Regions from separate parts of the Homo sapiens genome. Here region 2 is linked to region 1. The links are chromatin loops, found by intact Hi-C in ENCODE. Cell type or tissue: heart right ventricle. All regions are shown on one strand. Links, peaks and the distances in the headings refer to the core of each region. The heading gives the core; the rest is flanking DNA. Region 1 overlaps CDH4 (cadherin 4). Region 2 overlaps LINC02910 (long intergenic non-protein coding RNA 2910).

What was found. A loop is a pair of places that touch in the nucleus more often than their neighbours do. Peaks named below come from ENCODE experiments on the same cell type or tissue, not always from the same donor. Only the 100,000 strongest peaks of a DNase experiment are listed, where the experiment ranks them.
Region 2: it touches region 1 in a loop (6-fold over the local background); 32 of 110 quality-filtered maps call a loop at or near these places.

Annotation. Positions count from the first base shown.
Region 1 is chr20:61,893,468-61,898,839 of GRCh38, reverse strand. CDH4 (cadherin 4) reads right to left here. Exons shown (of 16, transcript NM_001794.5): 8 at 3,793-3,930. Among named protein-coding and RNA genes, the nearest start is that of MIR1257, 58 kb to the left of the region's middle. In heart right ventricle, for the core only: CTCF peaks have their summits at 2,178 and 2,378 (motif pointing right); no DNase peak of the experiment used is centred there; H3K27me3 peaks cover 2,448 bases.
Region 2 is chr20:60,058,669-60,064,040 of GRCh38, reverse strand. It overlaps LINC02910 (long intergenic non-protein coding RNA 2910), which reads right to left. Exons shown (of 4, transcript NR_161293.1): 2 at 5,055-5,134. Among named protein-coding and RNA genes, the nearest start is that of LINC02910, 5.4 kb to the right of the region's middle. RefSeq lists enhancers at 5,336-5,372, 5,292-5,372. In heart right ventricle, for the core only: no CTCF peak of the experiment used is centred there; DNase peaks (open chromatin) are centred at 1,110, 1,530 and 3,240; H3K27ac peaks cover 2,758 bases.

The DNA of each region.
Region 1 (5,372 bases), core at 214-5,213:
CCATGGCATTTTTAGAGCAGATTTATATTGCTGAAGTCTTAAACTTTCACATAGATCAGCAGTGCTCCCGACGACACCTTGAGGTGGGATTAATTCTAGGTGGAAAGCCGGGATAAAATCCTGCGGCTCAGAGAGGTCCAGCTCTCCGGCCTTGGCTACACAGCAGGCAGGGACCAAGGGTGGGGCCAGGGCTGGGCTTCCTGACTCCAGGGGACCCCCCCTCCGTGAGCATGTGTGTGGATGGGGTGGGGGTGGCCTGGAGGAAGGCCTGTGATGCCAGATCTCCAGGGTCACTCTGTGCTGTCTGGACCTGTCCCTGAGAACTTCACTGCAGGACCCATCGGTGTTAATAGGAGGCTTTGGGGCAGGGTCTGAAGCTTGTGTCCTCTGTGGCCACCAGCTTCTAGCGCAGCAGACCCCATGCTCACCTGCTGGAGGGAGTGCTGAGGGCCGAGGGTCCCCACTCAGCCTCACGTGGGCAGTGCAGCCGCGCTCAGAGCCAGTGAAGGGAAAATAACTTTTAATTAACATTTAGGACTCAGAATCGGATCATGCAAATCCCCTGCATCTCTGTAGCTTCTGCTGATTGTTCTTGATTAGGCTTGGTAAAAATAGCCTGGCGGCATGTGCGGCAGTGTGGCCGGCCTTCGCCATCCTGCTGGCCCCTCTGCCTGCTCCGTCCCACGGTGAGGCATGGACAGTGTCCCGGGGCTCCTGCCTGTCACCCATCTCTAGGAGGACACACCAAGGGCCATCCTAACCCCGAGTATTTACTGACACCCCTTCTCCAGGACCATGCGACCCAGTCACCTGGAAAAGCCACCGCAGGGTGGAGGGAACCCTCCCTGCCAGGGTCATCCGTCCATTGTCCACCCACTAGCATGTCACCCCGCCGGCCTGACCAAAGCAGTGGACTGCAGATCCTCTCCCGGACTGTGTTAGACTGGGAGGTGCCGCAGACACTGGCTGAGAAGCATCTAGACATATCTGCGTACTCCTCAAGAGATGCCGTTCCCCTGCCCCGTGATCTGGGGTCTGGGACCTGCCTGAGGCCCCCTGGAACCAAGGATGGACAATGGCCCATCTCTGGGAGGCGCACGAGGCTGCAGTAGCCTGTGCTTAGCCATTGGAAAAGCACAGAGACGCCTCTCTCTAATAAATGCCATGGGGACCCTCTGCCCCAGTCCCAGGAGGAGGAGCCCCAGGGTGGTGTGGCCGGTCAGCAGTTGCGGCGAGGGTAGCTCAGTGCCAAGGGCTGCTTAGTGCTGGTCAGTGGGGGTGGCTGGTCAGTGCTGGTGGCTAGTCAGTCCTCATGGCTGGTCAGTGTTGGTTAGTGCTGGTCAGTGCTGGTGGCTGGTCATTTCTGGTCAGTGCTGGTAAATGGTGGTGGCTGGTCAGCGCTGGTGGCTGATCAGTGCTGGTCAGTGCTTATGCTGGTCAGTGCTTGTGGCTGGTCCACTAGGTCTAGAAGGGCCTCTGCCTTGGCCTCCCAGAGTCTCGGGATGGGGACCAGAGATGAGGGGTAGGGCTTGCCTCCCAGAGTCTCGGGATGGGGACCAGAGACGAGGGGTAGGGCTTGCAATGGAATGATGGGATTCTCTGAATTTTGGGATTTAGGACCACAATGCCCCTTGTTTATCTTCTGCCCCCCAACGTCTCAGAGAATCAGGCCATCCCCACCTTTCGTTCATGGGGACACAGAGGCAGGAATTCTCCCCTGCAATGTGCTTTAAGTTGCCTTGAGTCAAATGCAGAATTCTGTGGGGGGCTCAGTGTGACTCCCTGGGCTGGCCGTTTTTCAGAGCATGTGCAGGTCAGGGACATCCTGCCGGTTCTCCATCTTCCTTCACAGGGATGCTGGCTCCGAGAAAGGCAGAGACACCTGCTCCACACAATTTGGGTCACCTTCTCCCCTCCCTCCCTGCCATCACTTCCTTTTCTTTCTCGGAGTCAGGGAGGAAGGACAGCTGGGGCTGTCCGGCCAGCTGTGTGGGTGCAGCCCTGCTGCGCTCTTGGGCCTGGACGTTATTATTCTTCAGGGCCCTGGGGTTAGCAGCTGCTTCCCCTATGTCCAGACTCCCCGGCAGCCTGGCCCTGAGCTTTTCCTGACCATTGCTCACTGGCCGGAAGAGAGCAAATAGAGACTGAAGCCAAGAGAGAGAAGCAGGTGTTTTCCAAACCATCTGAACGCCTTCCTGGCCAATTGTATGAGAGCTGTTGCATCCTGGGGCTGCGCCCGGTTAAATGCTCCTCGGGCTCCTGGTTGCCCTGGCCGCTTGCTGCCTGGACTCACTGCCAGGAGCCTGGGGGAGCACCTAGAGCCCCCCTGCCCTGCTGCAGTGGGGCTGAGCTGGCTTCCTTCGCTGTGATCTGCCATCTTCCCACCAGATGGCGTTGTGTGCTCACAGCCACCTCCGCCTGGTGCAGCTGCGCCCCAGGCCTGGGATGCAGGACGCAGGAGGCCCAGATGCGGGACGGCCGCTGTGGCGAGGGGCTCTGGCCTTAGTTGCCTTCTCAGCAAGCCGGCCCACCCACCGGGAGGAGCGTCTCCCTCCTGACCCCATCCCTTCCCCTCTCCCTCTTAGCCTCCCGGAGCCCAGAGTCCTCATCTGTCACTGGGTTGGTCGGGGTTGGCTGGGATCAGAGGCTAGCTCTGCACCCTGGCTGTACCCTGGCCGCACCCTGGCCTCACCCTGGTGCCCGAGGGGCACCTCCACAGATGCAGCTGGTGTGCCACTGTCATTGCTATCATGACTGACACACAGCTCTGCGGGGGCCTAGGCCTGGGGGAGAAGGGGGTGATATGGTGGTAGGAGCAGAGAAGACCCTGAGATCCTGGCATCTCAGGGCCACGGCCACTCTGGGAGCCCTCGCTGACTCTCCCCTCTGCACGTCCCAGCCTGGTGCCTTCGACCTTTCTAGAGGGGCTCCCGGGGCTGGGCCACGTGCCCATGATGTCAGCACTGCCACACGGGGCCCAAAATGACAGCCTGGGGACACCGTGTCACACCCCATGGACCCAGGGAATCACCACAAAGGGTCCTGGTTGGTAAGCAGGGCGACAGCCAAGGCCGGGACCTCCCCAGATCGCTGGGCAGCAGGGAAGTGGGGTCATCAAATGTCTGTCGGCGCAGTGGCCTCTGCAGATTTCAAGGGAAGGGTCCCTCCTGGTGGTGCAGCTGCCCTGCTGGAATCCAGAGGAAGTGGGGGCTGCATGCCTTACAGCCCTGTCTCCACCGTGTTCCCACCAGAGAGAGTTTGGTCCCCTGTGAACTAGGGGCTCGGGGCTCACACTGGACTTTCAACAACATTCAGTGAATGGTCACTCAGGCCCCAGGCAGCCGGTATGGGGCCCAGTCACAACCCCCTTTCTGCCGACAGCAGGCCACAGAGGGTCAGCCAAGTTCCACACACAGGGATGGACCCGCCATGCCAAGGCCCCATCTGGGCATTCCCCAAGCGGGTCCCACACGCAGGCCTTCCAAAGTGGCAGTGACATCAGCCCAGGCAGTACCAGTCAACTCCTCCAGACATCACAGAGATGCCTCCCAGGTGGCAACCGACCTCCGCCGCCGGTCCCCTCCCTGACTGAGCCCCGGCCTCTCTCCTACTGCGCACATCAGGAATCGAGCCACTCCACACAGCAGCCTCCGCTGCCCAGGGCCTTTCTTACACGCTATCTGCCAAGTGCCCGTCAGGCAGAGCCGCAGAGAGAGAGGAGGCTGTGCCGCACGCCAGTGCATTCCTGCCCTGCACGGGCCATGCGTCACTGGGCAGCTTCGAGGGACTCACCGTGCTGGCGGTAAATTCTGGCGGGTTGTCATTCACATCTGTCACCGTGATGATGGCTGTGGCTGTGTTTGAGAGGCCATAGTTGAGATTTCCTTCCATATCTGTGGCCTGAACGATGACTGTGTACTGCTGAACTTTCTGGAAGGGAGACACCAGTTGAGAAAGAACAGAAAATCAGTTTGGGTTTTAATTGACAGGGCACTTATCAAAAGAAATCCGTTTACAGGAACGGAGTTCCTGGAACCGGTTCTCTTTCACTGGGGGCTGTGTGCTGGGCGCAGGGCCCTTTCCAAGCCTCCTGGTTGACACTGCCTGTCGGAGTAAGTTTCTCCTCCCCTTGCCATGCGTTAAGGTGCGGCATGAAGAGGTTTGCCTGTGTTTTCATCTCAGTGGCCCTGCCGTTGATAGGGGCAGATCACGTTTGGTGCCAAGATAGAAGGGAGGAGAACAGGGGAGCCCAGAGGGCACTGGGGTTGCATTCGGTCTAGAAAACCAAGCAGGGACAGTTTGCAAAGGGAGGGATGCCCCACAGACGCGGGTCAGGAGGGACTTCGTTTCTTGAGTGTTTAGCTTGTCCAGCTGAACTACAGGTCAGATATTCAAATGGGAAGAAAAGACAAACCCTTTCCCTTCTCTGTGCAGGTGCGGAGATGCAAGCATGCTTTCTGCTGGAAAAGCAGTCCTGACAGTTTACCGTGCAGGCGCAGGTGTGAGCTTTAAATGGCAAATAAGTCTTGGCAGGATGAATGCATTTTATTAGGCATTGAAGGAGTCTGATGGCCTTTCTCCTCAGGGCCCTTGCTGGGAGTCCATCAGTGCCAAAATCCCTGAGCTGGCAGAGGTGGCTTTTCCACACCTCTGTTCTGACCCAGAGGCCATGAACTTCTGAGGTGACAGCTGAGGACAGGCTTGTGGGCAGCTCCCTGCTGGGACCACAGCCCGCCTCTCACCAGTACCATTAGGGGAGGGGGATTCTGGGGACCAAAGCGAAAAGGGAACCTGTGAAATGCTCTCCAAGTGACTAACAATCCTGAGTCGTGCTTCTCTAAGAGGTTAAGGGAAAAGACCAGCTCCTAGCGGTGTGATTCAGTGAAACGTGCTCAAGTTCCATAAACTGGCTCCGTAAGGAATTACAAACAGCAGATGGTCACCAACCTTTTCTCTTTCCAACCATCACCCATCCATCCATCCATCCATCCACCCAGCCACCCACCCCCACATCCACCATCCCTCTATTCACCCATCCATCCATCCACTCACCCACCCATCCACCATCCCTCTATTCACCCATCCATCCATCCATCCACTCACCCACCCATCCACCATCCCTCTATTCACCCATCCATCCATCCATCCACTCACCCACTCATCCACTATCCCTCTATTCACCCATCCATCCATCTATCCAACCACTCACCAACCCATCCACTATCCCTCTATCTGCCCCACACCCATCGATCCACCCACCTACCCACCCACCCACAATCCCTCTATTCATGCACCCATCCACCATCTCTCTATTCGCCCACCCATCTATCCATCCACCCACCTACCCATCCACCATCCCTCTACTCATCCGC
Region 2 (5,372 bases), core at 300-5,299, 1.8 Mb after region 1:
GAGCTCTCCCACTTCCTGCAGGGTGGGCTGGGTTCTGTGGGTTCGTGCCACTCCCAGATCACAGGCAGGCACAGCTTCAAAGGCAAAGGGGTGCAGGACCAGGCCACATCCTGGCACAGGAGACAATGTCTACACCACAGTCCGTGACACCAATGACCATCCATCCCATAGTGGGTTCTAGGCATCATGCTTCCATAGCAACTCCAGGCCCTCCACCCCAGCCTCATTTCTTGTGACTTTCAATGGGAAACTAGCAGGAGAGAGAATAAATTTTGGTTTTTCATTAAAGAGGACCACAATCAAGGGAATTAAATTGCACTTATTTAAGGCCGTTCTCTCCCAGTCCTGAGGGGAGAGGTAATTTCACAAATTAGCCCAAGAACCCAGAGACTGAGTTAGGTCTGCCGAAGCCAGAGTCCTATTCCCTTCACTGCAGAAGGCTTGGGCCTGCACATTTAAGATGTTTTCTGCCACCCCCAACTCAGAGGACACCCTCCCTCGGGCCTTTTCAAATCCCTCCAATTTTTCTCCAAGCAGCCAGCTCAGTCTTGGGCTCCAAGACCCACCCACGTTCAAAGCAGCAACTTTGGCCAGAAAAAAATGAAAGAAGGGAATTCTCTGTGTGAAATAATGGATTACAGATACAGCCACTCCCCCGTCACTGCCACCACTTTAAAATGAATTTCCAATTGAAAATAGCCATTGGACTATAGATAGCTTGGCGCAGAGATGGCCGGTCAGGCTGTACTCCCAGATGCCTGGGTCAGCAAATTCCAAAGCATCTACTCAGCAGTTCCACATTCTTCCAAGAAAGTTCAGTTCTCTCCCTCCTCTCAGCTCTGGGACCCAGGGGCTAGAGATGAGGGTGGCCACCCCCACCCTGTGTTGATGCCAGGCACCTCTCCCCATGAGGACTCCAGGCACCGAGTTAAGTAAATTAAATAAAACTATTTGAGCTTATTTATGGCTTGTGGGTTTTTCTGGTCAGCCTGACCTCCGTGAGCACCTTCAAAATAAGATTTCTATTAGGGAAGATGACTTCAGCGTTTTAAAATTTTTTCTTGCCCCCAGAGTCATGGTTTTAATTAACAGTATCACCGAGTGGCTCTCCCTGGCAGACAGTGGCGTTGCAGGCCTGTTGAGGCCCGGCGAGGAATGAGCCAAGCAGATTCTGTTTGCGTTAATCCTGCCAGTGCAGAAGCTGCATCCCAGGGTAGAGCGACTACAAAATGAGCTTTCAGGCCACGAGCATCTTCCAGCAGAATCTGGGGGTGTCAAGGCTGCCAGACACAGCAGGCATGCCCGCCTGACCCCACGTTGGACAGGCAGGGCTCATGGCTACCCCAGCTTGCTGCGGGGAAGGCTGCAGAGAATCCCAGCTGCAGCTGGTTCCTGAGAGGCCAGGCAGCACTTCGGCACTGCAGATTCATCGTCTTCTCAGGCACCCAGCGTGAGCGCCAGCCTTGAAAATAATCAGCTGTGGCTCTAATTCATTATAAGCTCCGAGCAGCCCGAGCCTGTGCCATGAGACGGGCCGAGCTCTGCATCCTGGCTTGGTGGAGCCCGTAGATATGACCAGCCTCCTGCTGCAGTGTGGCTGCAAGACGCCTTCCCCACGGCCCTGGGTAGTGTACCTGCTGCCTGACAGCGAGCAGCAAAGCCCTGAGACAGGATTGCCATCAAGCGTTCATGGTGCAGGGTTCTTTGGGGGCATTTATTCTGTCTCTTGTCAATGGCAAGGCGAGGCAGGGATTCATCATGTCAGACCCTGTTCTTCCTGATTTGATTCTGTGTTTGACCTTGCCCAATCATACAAAAATATCCCCCTCTACCAGCAGTTTAGGTCAAGGAAAGTACAGACACCCCTCATTATCCAAATATTGTCAATTCCTGGAAACACTTTGGAGAGCAAATTTCCAGACATCAGGGCTTCACCCCTTTATGTGAACTGGGAAAAAATAATAATACATTCCCAGGCCAACAAAAACAATCCCCAACCAATTTTCCAAATATCTCTTAAGACACTCTTAAACACCTATATAGCAATGTGCTAAGGATGCTTGCACAATGCAAACATTTAGGACTCCTGCTTTTTGATGAGTCTACATTGGATGAACTTCTGGATGGGGATGTTCACATGCAGTATTTAACATCACTGAATGGAGTCAGATTAGAATTATGTTTTCCTTCTACACTGTAAGGGACGTGCATAAAATGTTAACTGCACAAATGAGGTAACAGGTAAAAGACAGAAGCTAGGTTACATCCAGCTTGGGAGGGGCAACACTGGAGCTAGAAACGGCTAGACCCCAAGGAAAGGGAGGGTGGGGAGGAGAGTGACACTGAGGAGCTGCTCTGAACAACCTGGCAGGATCCCCACGGGCAGAGAGCCGAGATGCCCACTGCTGTGCGCCCACCCTCTAGTGGGCACCTCTACGCACTTTCTTATTCTGAGTGAACTTGGGTAAAATGTTAACACATTGTTAAGGCAGATCATTCAGATCAGGAAAAACTGGAGTAGGCGGAGTGATCAGTACTGGGTTTTCCCTCCCAAAAGGTAATTGGACAATGACTGTGTGTGACAGGGACAAATGCATTCGGGCGCTAGAGGTTCAGCCCTCCTCTTCCCCTACCCACTAAAGAAAATGTCATGTTTGCCGTATAGCATGCCTGCCTCATGCTAAAACGTGGAGCAGAAAACAAGGCCAGAGCCGTGAGGGCTGGCTCCAAGGAGCCTCTGGGAAAGAAAAGGGCTCTGGAAAAGCTCTGGAGTGAGACCATGGGAGGGGAGAAATACGGGGTGAAAGAATCGTAGGGAAAGTCATAGAGAGGTTTCTCCTTAAAGGGTTTGGATGAACTCAGGTCATTTTTCCAATTGCTTTGAGTGTCTGCTGCTTCTCTTAGTGGGATGCTAAGAGCAGGGCAGATGGGGCCCCAGAGACGTTGAGGTTATGCTGGGACGTTCAGTTCAGTCTGCTCAGATTTAATTTGGGCAGCAGCATTCACTTTTTAAGGGTGCTACAGGTGCCACCAGAAAGTCTAGTGTTCAAAAGTCTGCTACAAACACAAGGAGGCTGAGTGCCACCTTGTGCCCCTGTCGCAATACCTGGTTACCCGCCCACCCCAACACACCTGCGCTTCCCCAGGACGGCCTCATTCACAATCCCTTCCTCTCTGGTGGTGTTGCAAGCACTCCATCATGAACATGACTCAACTGAGTCTTCTTAGTGTTGAAGAGAAACTAAGCCCAGAGGGAACAGGCAGTTCCCCCAAGCTCCCTCAGGACATGGTGAGTCTGGGATCTGGACCCAGGCAGGCTGGCTGTGCAGCCAGGCCCTTCACTGCAGCTGCCCTTCAAAGAATGCCTGGCTGTGCAAAACAACCCTGAACCACCTCCTGTCACCACTCATGAGGCCTGTCCTGCCCCTGCATGGCTCACACTTGCCAGTCATTGTCAGGACTTACCTGCTAGAATCACACAACCTTGATTCTTGACCTGGTTCTGCTATGAGCCTCGCCCATAACACCCCTCAAATCTATAGACCTCCCCAAGCCCCAGATTCTTCCTTGTCAAACGGGGGTTGTTGTGAAAGACCCATGAGGCAGCACCTGTGTGGAGCGTGTGGTGGCCCAGGGCCCACCTGCGATCACCTGCAGCACAGGTCCCCAGCCTCTGCCTGTGGACCCTCGCTGGCCCCAGGAGCACATGGCCTATGCTGGGCAAACTAGAAGCACCAGGAGTTCATGGCCAGGAGCAGGAAGTGGCAGTCAACACCCAGTTTTCCAGTCCTCCAGAGGGCAATTCTGACACGTGACGCAACATAGTGGCTTAGACACCCCCACTGGAGAAATTGAACCCCAAGGTCCTCAGTGATGGCCTTGTCTGTGGTCACCCTAATCCCCGGCCTTGCTCCCTTCCAGGTTTCAGCCCCACTTCCTCACGGTGCTGCTGGATCACCGTCCATGTTAGCCGCTTGCACCCGAATCCTCAGCTCAGGGTCTGTTTTGGGGCGACCTTATATTAAGAGAGCAGAGTCTGGCACCTAGTAAATACTAAGCCCTCAGCAAAAGGTATGTGTGTGATATAGAGGGAGAAAAGATTCATACATACACATATGTATGCATATGTGTACCAATATGCACTTGTAAATGTGGAAATCTAGATGAATGTACATGTGTTTATCTGTATGTATATATGTGTGCATACAGATATGTGCATGTATGTGTATATCTGCTATTTTTCTATATCCACATATGTGTATGTATGCATATAGATGTGTTCATGCATGTATATATGTGTGTATATCTATATCATTGTGTCATGCATGTGTCGATGTCAGTGCATGTGTGTATATGTACATGAATGCACATGCATAAATGTGTATATATGTGTGTATATATGCATGCATGAGCATATTTAAATATAGATGTGTGTATATGTTTACATAGGTGTATGTGGGCATGTATGTGCATATATGTATAGGCATGTGCATATAGGTGTGTGTTTATACATAGACATGTGAGTATATATGTATATATCTATATGTGTATATATGTATTATACATATATGTAGATGTGGGCATAAGTATTTGTGAGTACATGCATGTGTACTGTATATGTACGCATCTATAAGGATGTACATTTATGTATCTGTAGGTCTATATGTGCATGTGCATGTGAGTGTATGTGTGTACATGTGTATACATAGGTATGTGTGTATATATGAATGTGTGTCTGTATGTGTATTCATCGTGTGTATATGTGTGTCCATGTGTGCATGTGTTCCTGTGTGTGCATATGTGTTCCTGTGTGTGCATATATGTACATACGTGTGTGTCCACAGCTGGGTTGTGAGAGTCACACAGCAGGAAACAGGTGTTCCCTGACTGCGTCCCCAGAACGTATTCTCCGAGGGCCTCTCAATGACTCTCTGCTGGCCTCACTTTCAGGCCCCCACGCTGGGTCTTATCCCACCTCTCCCTGCCCTCGGCTCCTTCTTTGCACAGGTTCCCATTCACCAGAGGCCCCCGGCTTCCTCCCCACACCAGGTTACCTTGGGAAGTGGGAAAGCCGGAAGAGGAGACCTCACAGCAGAGCCTACCAACAGCTGCTCAGTGGCAGGACCCAGGGCGGCTGCAAGGAAATGAAATCCCCTCTCACTTAACAGCCTAATAAGGATTTGAACCTGAGTCTGCCAGGAATTTCAGTTTAACTGCTTTCTCAGATGTGAAGAACATGTCTGGGCTTTCAAGCATGCCCCAGGGAGGAGCCGCGACAGGCTGAAGGGGAGGATGGCGCCTGTTGCTGAGGCTCCACCTGCCTGAGCTTCTCTGTGAGGCCCCGGAAAACAGCACAGGCCTGGCAGGGGAGC